Regions from separate parts of the Mus musculus genome. Here region 1 is linked to region 2. The links are chromatin contacts, found by POLR2A ChIA-PET in ENCODE. All regions are on one chromosome and are shown on one strand. Each heading gives the region's core, a stretch centred on a gene start or an enhancer-like site at or near the end of the contact. The rest is flanking DNA. Distances are from core to core; before and after follow the strand shown.

What was found. ChIA-PET counts read pairs that join two places held with the same protein, here RNA polymerase II (POLR2A).
Region 1: POLR2A ChIA-PET joins it to region 2 with 46 read pairs in Patski. The contact joins the promoter of Mlxip here to the promoter of Bcl7a in region 2. POLR2A ChIA-PET finds 5 or more read pairs at or near these places in 5 of 5 experiments (Patski and embryonic stem cell).

The regions. Positions count from the first base shown.
Region 1 is chr5:123,389,576-123,396,079 of GRCm38, reverse strand. It overlaps Mlxip (MLX interacting protein), which reads right to left and starts at 1,282. Exons shown (of 17, transcript NM_133917.3): 1 at 738-1,282. The coding sequence starts at 1,150.
Region 2 is chr5:123,339,677-123,345,719 of GRCm38, reverse strand. It overlaps Bcl7a (B cell CLL/lymphoma 7A), which reads right to left and starts at 1,272. Exons shown (of 6, transcript NM_029850.3): 1 at 999-1,272. The coding sequence starts at 1,090. It overlaps Gm15860 (predicted gene 15860), which reads left to right and starts at 578. Exons shown (of 2, transcript NR_165267.1): 1 at 578-794.

The sequences.
Region 1 (6,504 bases), core at 33-2,532, 50 kb before region 2:
AACAAAACAAAACAAAAACAAATTCCAACTTCCCAGGAAAATAAACTCCACAAGTCCACTGTGTGCAAAGGGTCCTGCCTCAGAATTTCCCTGTAAAGGAGATGTAAGAGAACCCAGGCTCCAGATGCATGGACAATCAGGAAAAGTAACTCACATTTAAGCAGCACCTAAAAACCCACTCGGCCTATCTCAACCCTTCCCTGAAGCAGCCCCCTAGAGGTCAACACTACTGTCACCCCCCACCCCGCCCCCCTTTATAGACAAGGAAACAGGCTCCAAGGCGTTACACAATCATTAAGATAGTGCAGCCAGCGCCCTAGCCACCCTGGACAGGTGATCTTAACCGTTGGGTGTTGCTGTAAACACACAAAGCAATAGAAGGAAGGGGTCCACAGAGCCAAAAGAAAAGGAGGAAAACAACAACACACAGCCTGTAGCTACACCTAACTCTTGTCTAAAACCGGTGACCACGGGCATTGGAGGAGGGGAGGGCCTGGATGGGGAACACGAAGCCGGAAGAACCCAGGAACGACCGGCTGACAGGGCTACAAGGCCGGAACCCTGGCGCCTCTCTCCATGGTGGAGACCCCAGACTCACAAATCGTCCTAGAAGGAATTTCCAAAGGGACAGTGTGAAGCCAAAGGTCCAAGCTGGGTTTTTGTTCAAGAGAGACCGGGGTGAAGATGGGGCTCGGCCAGGTCTGGGAGTCGGGTGGGGGCGTCACCGGGTCCCCTACCTGTAGGCCAGGGTCATGCACTCGAAGAGCTTGGTGAGCGACGCATCGATGGACAAGTGGCAGGAGCTGGTCTTGCCGAAGCTATAGGTCTGGCACGTCTGCTTGTTGACCGTGTCGAAATCATAGCCCTTCTTGGGCGGGTGCTCGCGGTGCGGAGAGGACACCATGAAGTGGCCGCTGTGGATGATCTGCTGTCGGCGCGGAGGCTCCTCGCGGCCCGGGCCGGCCCGAGGCGGCAGCGGCGCGGCGCTCGCGTGGGCCCGGGCTGAAGTGGCCACGCCGGAGGGGGGCGGCGGAGACGGCTCGTCTGTGTCCGAGTCGTCGTCGTCCTCGGGCACCTGAGGCTTGAGCAGCACCGAACGGCCCCGACTGCGGGGCCGGCGCGGCGAACACATGAAAACGTCGGCAGCCATGAGGAGAACCTGGTCCGGGGCATCCCCCGGGAGCCGGGGCGACGTAAAGCGGAGAAGCACGGGGAACGGAGGGGGCCGCCGGCCCGACCCGGCCCGGCCCTCGCGCAGACTGCCCGGGAACGCGCGGCCTGAGGGGGAGGGCGCGGGCCTCCTCGTAACGTCACTGTCGTCTTGGCCAATCGGATGCTCGCCTCTGCCTCTTAAAGGTGCAGGAGGAAGCTTTTCTTCTCCGGGCGGACAAAAAAAAAAAAAAGCCGGAGGCCACGCCTCCACGCCCGGCCCCTGGCTGTCCTCTTTCCCCTCCGGCTGGCCCTGGAGTAGAGAGACGAGAAAGCCAGGCCGCGCCTCTCGGGGAGCCTGGGCTCAGGGCGGCATTGGCTGTCTGTTCAACTAGTCTGGCTCCAGCCCCTGCCCCGCCTCCGCCACGCCCGGAGCTTGGGAATAGCCCTGCGGCCTCACTGCGGGCAAGGAGGGCACTCCACGTGGTGGGTAGGGGTGGAGCTCCTTCCCCCACATTAGGCCAGCTTTCTCCCTCCATACCCGGAACTGAGTCCTCAAAAGCCTTCCTGATTTTGTCTACCGTCCCCATTTTGTTGATGAGAAGATTGAGTTACCTACACTCTAAGGGGTGTGCCTAAGGTTCCAACAAGACCCAAGAGCAAGGCTCACAGAATCATCACATCCTTAGGGGCAGAAACTGACTCTCCCGGGTTAAGGCATGGCTCCTGGGCATCACCGCTCTTAAACAGTAGTAGAGTTCTGCAGGAGCCTAGCTGTCTGCCTCCAGACCCAACAACTTCAGCCACAAATCAAAATACTGTCGCTATTGTTTGGAAGTTTGGCCCAGAAGCCAAATTCCAAAGGGGAAGTTTGGAGCCTAGTTGTCTTTACTGCAATTCCTAGGTCTCAGAAAGTTGTGTCAACCTAAAAATAGCAATGAGCCAGTCATGGTAACACATGCGCGTGCCTGCAATCCTAACAGGAGGGGAGCAGAGGTGGGAGGATCAGAAGTTCCCCAAATTCTAGGTTAGTTTGAACTGCATGATACCCTGTCTCAAAGACACTTTTATTTTATTTTATATTTTAGGAAATCCAGTGAGATGGTTCAGTAGGTAAATAAAAGCACTTGCTGTTAAGTCTGACCTTCATTCCAACCCGTGGGACCCACAAGATAGAAGACTCCCAACAACTTAATCTCTGACCACCCCAACCCCACTGTGGCATCTGCGCTTCTCACGATAAATAAAGGTAAAAATAAATAAATAAAAGATTTTGTTTGGAGACAGAATCTCTACATGTAGTCCTTATGTAGACAAGGCTGGCCTTGTAACCACCACGAGAGATTATAAGAGGGGAAAAGATCAGGGTGTCTTCTGTATATGACAAGGAAGCTACACCTGTGAAATCTCCATGGTCTAAACAAGAACTACAAAATTGCAGCACCAGTTGACATCCCAAGATGGATGGGGGAAATCTCACAAGACCCCCTCTTAAATGGAGTTCAGGCAACTAATGATGCGGGGGGGAGAGAGAGAAAGAGTTATTCTCCAGGGAGAAGATGGGTTTTCCAACCCCACATAGTCACCTTTTCTAAACACATCCTATCAATACTAAAAGGACTCAGCAGGCTATATTTATACATGTGTGTGTGCCTGCATGTTTAAAAATAATAATTAAAGAAGAGGTCACATTTCAAAGGGAGTGAGAAAAAGACAAGGGAGGAGTTGGGTGGGGGTTGGGGAGTGGAAATGGTGTAAATACAGTACTCATGTATGTAATTATATTTAAAAGTGATGGAGAAAAAAAACACCTGAAAATATAATGGGGGTTATGGCTGGCCTAGGTAGTTCCCTAGCTACAGGGAACACTCAGAAAGCAGTGTAAGATTAGCCTAGGTGCCAGGTATACTGTACATGCCTTTAATTCCTGCACTTGGGAGGCAGAGGCAGGAGGATCTCTATGAATTCAAGGCCAACCTGGTCTACAGAGTGAGTTCTAGGACAGCCGGAGCTATGTAAGGAGACCATGTTTCAAAAGATAAATACATAAATGATTGATGTTTTTCTGTTTTGCCCAGGTCTCTCAGGCTTTCTATAGCTGTGAGAAACCAAAAGCAACTTGGGGAGGAAAGGGCTTATTTCAGCTTACAGTTCCACAGTACGGTCCATCACTGTAGAAAATCAGGGTGGGAACTTAATCAGGGCGGTACCTGGATGCAGGAGCTGATGCAGAGGCCGTGAAGGAGTTCTGATGACTGGGTTGCTCTCTCATGGCTTGCTCAGCCCGCTTTCTTGTAGCACCCAGGACGACCAGCCCAGAGGTAACACTGTCCACAGTGAGCTGGACCATCTAATATCAATTATCAATCAAGAAAATGCACCACAGGGGGCTGGTGAGATGGCTCAGTGGGTAAGAGCACCCGACTGCTCTTCCAAAGGTCCGGAGTTCAAATCCCAGCAACCACATGGTGGCTCACAACCATCTGTAACAAGATCTGATGCCCTCTTCTGGAGTGTCTGAAGACAGCTACAGTGTATTTACATATAATAAATAAATAAATCTTTAAAAAAAAAAAAAGAAAAGAAAATGCACCACAAGACAATCTAATGGGAGCATTTTTACAGATGAGGTCCCTGCTCCCAAAATGACTCTAGCTTGTATCAAGTGGCCATAAGACTAGCCTGTATACCAGGCTAGTCCTGGCCACAGATGACTCCCCTGCCTCTGCCTTCCTAGCAGGTCAGGCTCTACCTATGTTGGCCATGTTTGTTGACTTGCTTGTTTTACATTTCTAAAAATAATTTTGGTGCTAGAGAGCTGGCTCAGTGGTTGAGAGCACTGACTGCTCTTCCGAAGGTCCTGAGTTCAAATCCCAACAATCACATGGTGGCTCACGACCATTCGTAATGAGATCTGACGCCCTCTTCTGGTGTGTCTGAAGACAGCTACAGTGTACTTAATATAATAAGTAAATAAATCTTTACAAAAATAATTTCATATATAAGCCCATACGGAAGACATACACACACACATATAATAAAGAAATAATAATGATAAGTCTTTAAAGAAAAGGTTATCCTAAGGATGTGTGTGCAACTGAATCACATCATTGTGCTGATGTGATGTCATATCAAACTGCTTTTGAAAAGAAAAAGTATTTGCAGGGGGTCGTTTGGATGCTTTGATTTAATCAGGAATCTGTGTTTACTGATGCTGAAGGTTCTTGCCCTCAATTGGTTCTTGATCTATCAATAAAGTTGCCAGTAGCCAATGACTGAGCATGGGGCGGGACACTGAGAGTTGTATGGTAGGTTGCAGAGAGAATTGGGAGGACTGAGAGAGGAGAAGGGGATGCAGTAGAGGAAGAGAAAAAGCCAACCAGCCATGTGAGATTTCCGGGAAGTGGCCGCTACTTCCCCAAGTAGCAGGGGAAATTCAAGGAGTGCTCAGTCATTGAGTTAGCCAAAGCATTTTAAGAAAAACCGTTCTCTCGCGCACTCTCTCTCTCTCTCTCTCTCTGTCTCTCTGCGTGTGTGTGTGTGTGTGTGTGTGTGTGTGTGTGTGTGTGTGTGTGTGTTCTATTCGAAGATCCGAGATAGCTCCTGGATGGGTACGGGCATGCGGCTGGCCAGGAGCACAAAGCAAGCGGGCAGCCAAAACTACCCGCTGCAAGTATTGACTTCTCACTTTGGTCTCAGAGAGAACTAAAAGCAAAACAAGCCTAGCATAGCTGCTTCCATTCCTTGCCTGCCTGAGTCTGCGGAGGCATGTCAATCACGCAAGGAGTATCTGTCTGTCTACCTACCTTAGCCTGTCTCACCTCTCTTCAAAGCTGCAGAGACCAAAATAAGTCGCTTTCCTAAATGGCTTGGTTCCAGTCAACTTGGGTTCCAATGACACTATCTTTCCCTGTGCCCACCCAATATACTCTGAAAGAATGCAGCAGTCTATGAGGGTAAGGCTACACCGGCGATCAGATCTTCAAATTGGTCCCCCCTGGTGATGGTGATTGTTAACATCCTTTTCATTCCCTCCCCTCCCCCCCATAGAACCTGAACTGAGACAATGCCCGCCCGGAGGGACTATTTAATTAGGCATAGCTTTTGCTCCTCCAGCCCCCTCCAGTTATCCTATTTGAAGCTCATGTGGGGGCTGCAGGGATGGCTCAGCAGTTGACAGCACTTGTCACTCCTGCAGAGGGTCTCAGTTTCCTTCCCAGCACCAGCACAGTGACCCACAACCACACCCAACTACAGTTTCAGGAGATGTGGTGCCTCTTCTGACCTCCTCAGGCATGGGGTATGCATATTCTCCACATCCATGTAGGCAAGACATTTGTACACGCAAAAGTAAATAATAAATCTAAAAAAAAAATAACAAATTAAAGTTCATATTAAGTATTCTGAAGACAGACACAGGGCCACTGAAGTTCTCCACAAAGTGGTCATGTGGGTTTAGTCTCCTCCCTGCCGGCCATCATTCTTCTTCTCTTTAATTAGCATATTGGGACAGGAGGCAGAGCATCCTGCGGGGACCGCCAGAGCCCTGCTTTTGTGTTAAAGTTCCAGTGACAACATCACTTATACCTCAGAGCACTGGAAACAACTCAATGTCCAGAGGGAGGGAACTTTTGGAACGTGTTACAGTTACTTAGTAACAGAGTAACACATAGTAAATGTTATAAAAGTCTATTTAGAAGTAAGGAATGGTCACCTTAGTCACCTTTATAAACCCAGCACTCTGGAAGTGGAGGTGAGAGGACCAGGCATTCACGGACAGCCAGCTATGCCTGGGTTACATGGGACCCCCCATCTTCGTGTGGGGGGGGGGGACAAGGGAAGAAAAAGAGAGAGAAAAAGAAATAAAAACAAAAGGTAAAGACGCTTGCCTAATGAGTCTGATGAAGTGTGTTTGACCTTCAGATCCCTTTCTAAAGGGAAGGGGGTGGGGGTTGGGGTGGGGGGGGTGGAAACATGATTCCATAGAGTTCTGCTCTGACCTCCGCATGCACGTGGTGGCATGCCAGTCTGACCTTATATGGGCAGGCACTAATAAGAAATAAAACCAAGTATTGTTTTTGTTTAGTTTGTTGGTTTGTAACAAGAGTCTCAGTATGTAGCCCTAACTGGCCTGGAACTCCCTATGCAGGCCAGGTTAGCTTTTGACTCAGAGAGATCTGTCTGCTTCTGCCTCCCAAGGGCTAGGGTTAGAACCAGCAAAATATATAAAATATGTTTTTAAAAAAAGAAAGAAAGAGAGAGAGAGAGAGAGAGAGAGAGAGAGAGAGAGAGAGAGGAAGGAAGAAAGGAAGAAAGAGAAAGAGAGAGAGAGAGAGGAAGGAAGGAAGGAAGGAA
Region 2 (6,043 bases), core at 23-2,522:
CGCCTCAGGCCTGGCCTCTGGGGCCGCCTCGGTGTCAGATCCCGACGAGGGCCGAGAAAATGTTCCATCCTACTAATTATAACGAGGCCACGCCGGGCAGGATCTAATTTGAGCTTGAAAAACACGCACGGCCCACACCGAATCTCGCGGTCTCCTCCTCCCCCAGTGCAGAGAACAAAAACAACGGTCGCTCGTTCTCTCCGCAAAACAAACACCAGCTCCAGCAAGAAGGAGGCAAGACACGGCCCAGGACTTGGCTTCTGGATGCAAACATCGCGCTCCCCGAGCTTCGGGTGCCGCGCGGAGCGCGTGGGAGCCGTGGGTGCTCCGCGCCCCGGCCGCGCCACCGCCTTCCTAGCGCTCGCCCCCATCTTCCTTCCTCGCCCGGAGCCCTCGCTCCAGGCTGCCCAAAGCGCTAAATTTAAACGGCTCGCGCTCTGCAAACTCCGCAGACTCGAGGGCGCCGAGGCCTGGGAGGCGGGGAGCTGCGGGCGGGTCGGGGCGTAGGATGTGTGTGTGTATGTGTGTGTGTGTGTGTTGGGGGGGGGGGACACCGGCGCCGCGCCGCCCCGGGAGGAGACGGCGGCCCGCTCCGCGCTGCACAATGGAGCTCGCGCTCTGCCCGCCGCCGCCGGCATCACGGCCCCGGCGCGCGGGAAGCCGCTTTCATGTGACTTGCACAAAAAAACGAAATGGCTTCTGGGGCCGGCTGCGAACCCCCCTCTCCCGAGAGCCGAGCTCCGAGCTCCGGGCTCCTGCCGCCGCCGCCGCCGCTCTCGCCGCCGCCGCGCCAGGTGGGTGACCGGCGCCAAGCACACCTGGGCAGCGGACGCAGCCCCCGCGGGGCGCAGGTGACCCCGGCCGCGCGCCCTCGCCAACTCCGGGCCCGGGGCCGCTGCGCCCCGCCGCTCTACGCGCTGGGTCCGGGCTTGCTGGCGGCCGCGACGCGGTGCAGCGAGCCGGGGCGAGCGAGAGAGCGAGCAGGCGCCTCGGCTTACCATTTGCGCACTTTCTCGATAGCCGCCATGACCCTCTTGATATCATCTTTGGCCCGGCTCCTGGTCTCGGCTCGAACCGACCTGCCCGACATGGTTCTGGCGGGGAGGGAGAGAGAGAGGAAAGAGAGAGAGAGAGGGAGGCTGGGGGAGCGCGCCCGCCGGGTCCTGCTCGCCACACTCGCCCGCTCTCTCACTCGCGCACAGACACACACTCACACACATACGCGCACACACAAAGCCTGGTGCCGCCGCGCGCCCGGGGCCCAGTGCGCAAGCGCCGGGGCGGCAGCTGCACAGAGCGAGGGGGAGCGGCGCGGCCGCCAGCAGTGCGGCCTCCGGGTGCCGCCGCCCTCCCCGGGGAGCCTCGGGGACCTCACTCTGGGAAAGCTCTCCCGGGTAACCCCGACCTCCCAGCACGCGGGACGGGCCCGCGCCAGGACTCACCCAGAGGCCGCAGGTGCGATGGGGGGCCCCTCCCCCCCCCAAGACACACACCCTGGGGATGGCAGACTGCAGGCCGTGGGTGCTCTGGCTCGGGTTGGTGGCCGCGGGCGCGATCGTGCAAGTTTCTTGTCGGGCGTTTGAGTTCTCAAGAGTTGGAGGCGGCGGTTCGGGACGCGAGGTGATCTTAGAAAGAGTTGAGGCGCCGGTCTCTGGCCAGCTGCCCTGTTAAAATGTGCGAGCTAGAACGTCTCCTCCCCATGCTTAAACTAGAGTCGTAGGAAAGGTGCCCGAACCCGGTGGCAATTGACATTGTCTCTGGGCTTTCTTTCCCTTAGAGATAAGTTGTCCCAGTCACGGATCAACCTCCCTGGGGTTTGACCGAAAATGACAATTTAATCTTAAACGGCTCCTGGTGGAAGTGCAGTGTAATGACCCGGAGCAGCAGGTAAACTAGACTGGCCCAACACAGAAGGACTTATGAGAGGCTGTCTCCCTACCCTAGGACAGAGCTGGGTGACAGGATCTACCGCGGTCACCCAGTATAGGGACAGGTGGGTGTGCAGTTGCGGCTACACAGACTGGACCAGAGCGAATGCTTGTCCACGTGAATGCTGGGAAAAGAGATGACCTGAAGTGAGAGAGCTGCTACCTGGAGAGGAACTAGCGCAACATCAGTCATTTCACAGATGGACAAACTGAGTCAAGGAGTTATTGAAGGTTGCAGCAGTGACCTTCATCTGTGACTGCCATGATTCTAGTACCAAGCATCTCCCCCTGAAGTCTGGGGGGGTTGCAGGGGTTTGGTAGAGGGAGCTAGTGGGGAAATGGGTGTGAGAATCTGGGGAAATTTCCCCCAGGCTTCTTTTAACCACTTTAAACGCACGGTCCTAAAGCGAAAATTTAAAAATAAGAACAACAATCAGATGTGGTAGCCCACTCCTTTAATTCCAGGCAGAAGCAGGTAGAGATCTGTGGTTCAAGACCAACCTGGTTTATGTAGGTAGTTCCAGGACTACATAGTGAGGCCCTGTCTTAAAACAAAACAAAACAAAAAAACAACCCAAACCAAAACAAACAAAAGCAAAAAACCAACAACAACAACAAAACAATGGAGCCAGGCAGTGGTGGTACACACCTTTAATCCCAGCACTTGGGAAGCAGAAGCAGGCCGATTCTATGTATTCAAGACTCAAAGCCAGTCTGGTCTACATAGTAGTGAGTTCTAGGACAGCCAGGGCCACAAAAAGAAAACCCTGTCTCAAAACAAAATAACACACCCCACAAATATGTCAAAGAATCGTTCTGTGATGGATTGAAAAATGTGCCATAAATCCGAAGTCTCATGCATTTGACCCTCTGTATTTGATCATCAGATATGTGCTTGGACCCCAGGGAATTCATTTTTGTTTAGTGCAGAAATTGTGTATGCTAGGCAAGTGCTACACCACAATTCCCACATAGAATATATGTGTATATATGTATGTGTGTGTGTGTATTTAAATAAGATATATCAAAAGTCCGAATATCTGGTCTGCAAGATGTCTTAGTAAATGTGTTTGCTGCCAAGCCTGCAGGCAAGAGTTCAGGTCTCAGAACTCACGCTGTGGAAAACAGAACCCGTGAAAGTTGTCCTTGGATCAGCACATGTTTACATACCACACGCACACTCACACACACATACACACACCCTAAATGAAATGTAAGAATACTAAAAATCCAAATCCCAATTGATGAACAGATGTCTTTTCAGTGGTATTATTATTCCTTGATAAAAGCAATACCAATACCTCTAAAAATGTGTGAAAGCATGCTAAGTAGAAAGATGTAGGCATATAAGGACAAAGATTGTATGACCCCACTTACAGGAGTTTCCTAGACTAGGCAGGAGCTGGGGCAGGGAGCAGGGAATGATGGCCAGTGGGGTTTTTTTTGTTTTTGTTTTTGTTTTTGTTTTTTGCTTTTGTTTTTGTTTTTTTGTTTGTTTGTAATAAAGAAAGTTTTCTGGACCTATGTAGAGATATATGTCCCATGTCACTGAACATTGTACTTTAAAATGGTTATAATGAGCCAGGCACATGGCTCAGTGGTTAGTCACTTGCCACAGAAGCACAAAGATCCCCAGGGAAATTTTTGGTAGACATGGCAACTGGCCTGTAATTCCAAAGTCTTAAAAGGCAGAGACAGGGCTGGAGAGATGGTGGTTGAGAGCACTGACTGCTCTTCCAGAGGTCCTGAGTTCAAATCCCAGCAACCACATGGTGGCTCACAACCATCTGTAATGGGATCTGATGCCCTCTCCTGGTGTGTCTGAAGACAGCTACAGTATACTCACATACATAAAATGAATAAATAAATCTTTAAGGCAGAGACAAACGATTCCTCAGAACAAGCTGGCTAGTGAGATTAGCCATACTACAAGCTCTGGATTTGATTGAGCCAGTCTGCCTCAGTAAATAAGCCAGACAGAGGATGATTCCAGACATGGATTGCCCTGGATATGCATGCCGTCCCAGGTATATCTGCACCCACACCACGCATACAAATGTGCATACACACATGCAGACCACACACACACACACACACAAGGGAGAAAAATGTTTATAATGGTCGATGTGATGTTACCTGAGTTTGACTATTATGAAAAGGAATCCAAATGCGTTAGACCCAGCCAGAGTTCTACACAGCCGCCCTCGCCTTTCAAGCCGCTCAGGTGACAACCGGTTTGCTCCATGAAAACTACCTGACTTCAGCTTGCTGTCTATACCCTGAAGGTATTTATATTTTTGATCCCTGATTAAACCATAAAGCTTACTACAAATGTTCTTTATAAATCTAGTATGTCATTTTTATACCCCCCCTCCCAGCAGATATTTTTAAGCTTCTTTCTTTCAACAGAACTCGGCTGTTTTATAGACTGTATCTGATGACTAACGTTTTTTGCTGGATCTTGTTCACAGTGTCATATTTTCTTGTTCTATGCCTCGCTCTCTTTGACTAGGTCAGACACCGTATTATTTCTTCTTCTCCCCTCCTCCCCCCCCCACCTTTCTTAGTCCTCCTCTTTCCCTCCTATGGGGCCTCATATAGCTCAGGCTAGCCTCACCAAGTAGCTGAGGATAGCCTTGAACTCCTCACCCTTGTACCTTCACTAGAATTGCAAGCATGAGCTGCCACACTCGGTAGGGCTCAGGTTTAATTTTCATTCATAGTCAAGTTCACACATGCTGAAGCTAACACAACAGAAACAGAACTGTGCTATTAGCTAGGATCTTGCTTTTTTTTTTTTTAAATGGAGTGTGCTAGATGACTCTATTTTATACAAATGACTACAGATCCTGAAAAAGCTGTTACTACTATGAATACATGCTCATATATATATACATATTATATATATGATATATCACATATATATCTCACATATAATATATCATATCTCATATATTATATGTGAGATATATATATCTATATAGATATTGAATTTGAATTTTGGGGAATTTTTAGCTGTGCTACCAACTTTAGAAAAAAGTATTTGTACTGGCTAGCTTTGTGTCAAGTTGACACAGCTGGACTTATCACAGAGAAAGGAGCTTCAGTTGAGGAAATGCCTCCATGAGATCCAACTGTAAAGCATTTTCTCAATTAGTGATCAAGAGGGAAAGGCCCCTTGTGGGTGGGACCATCCCTGGGCTGGTAGTCTTGGGTTCTATAAGAGAGCAGGCTGAGCAAGCCAGGGGAAGCAAGCCAGTAAGTAACATCCCTCCATGGCTTCTGTATGAGCTCCTGCTTCCTGACCTGCTTGAGTTCCAGTCCTGACTTCCTTTAGTGATGAACAGCAGTATGGAAGTATAAGCTGAATAAACCCTTTCCTCCCCAACTTGCTTCTTGGTCATGATGTTTGTGCAGGAATAGAAACCCTGACTAAGAGAGTATTCTTATTTACTGCTGAGTTGACATGACAGAAATGAACAGCCATATTGGTATAGAAACATTAAAGTTATTTTTTCCCATTTATACAGGGGTAGCACTGTATTAAATATATAAAGTCTATGTAGGCTTGGTTATAGAAACTAGTAGTTTCTAAGTAAAAAGGAAACATGTCAAAGCTAGGAGGGACCGCAGTATAAGAAGTCTGAGTCCCCGCTGGAGCTCCAGTCACAACAGTTCCGGTCCGCATACCTCCATGGTTTTTAGCCTTCCTAAGGCTGCCTGTGATCTTCAATGCAGTCACTCCTGTTGTGGTGACCTCAAACCATAAAATTATTTCTATTGCTACTTTGTAACTGTAATTTTGCTACTGTTACGAATAGTAATATGAGCGTCTGCTTTCTGATGGTCTTAGGTGGCCCCTGTGAAAGGGTCGTTCTACTCCCAAAAGGGTCTCGACCCACAGGTTGAGAACCACTGACCTAACTGCTATCTTGTCTTGCCTTTAAGATGTTTCCAAATACTTTCTTCTAAATTTTAAATTATTTATTTATCGGAGGATTCCCACATACCATGTTGATTCTCTTCTACTACTAAATGGGTGCTGGACATCAAACTCAGGTTGTCAGATTTGTCAAGCTTGGTAACAGGTAGCATTCCTAGCTGAGCCATCTTGC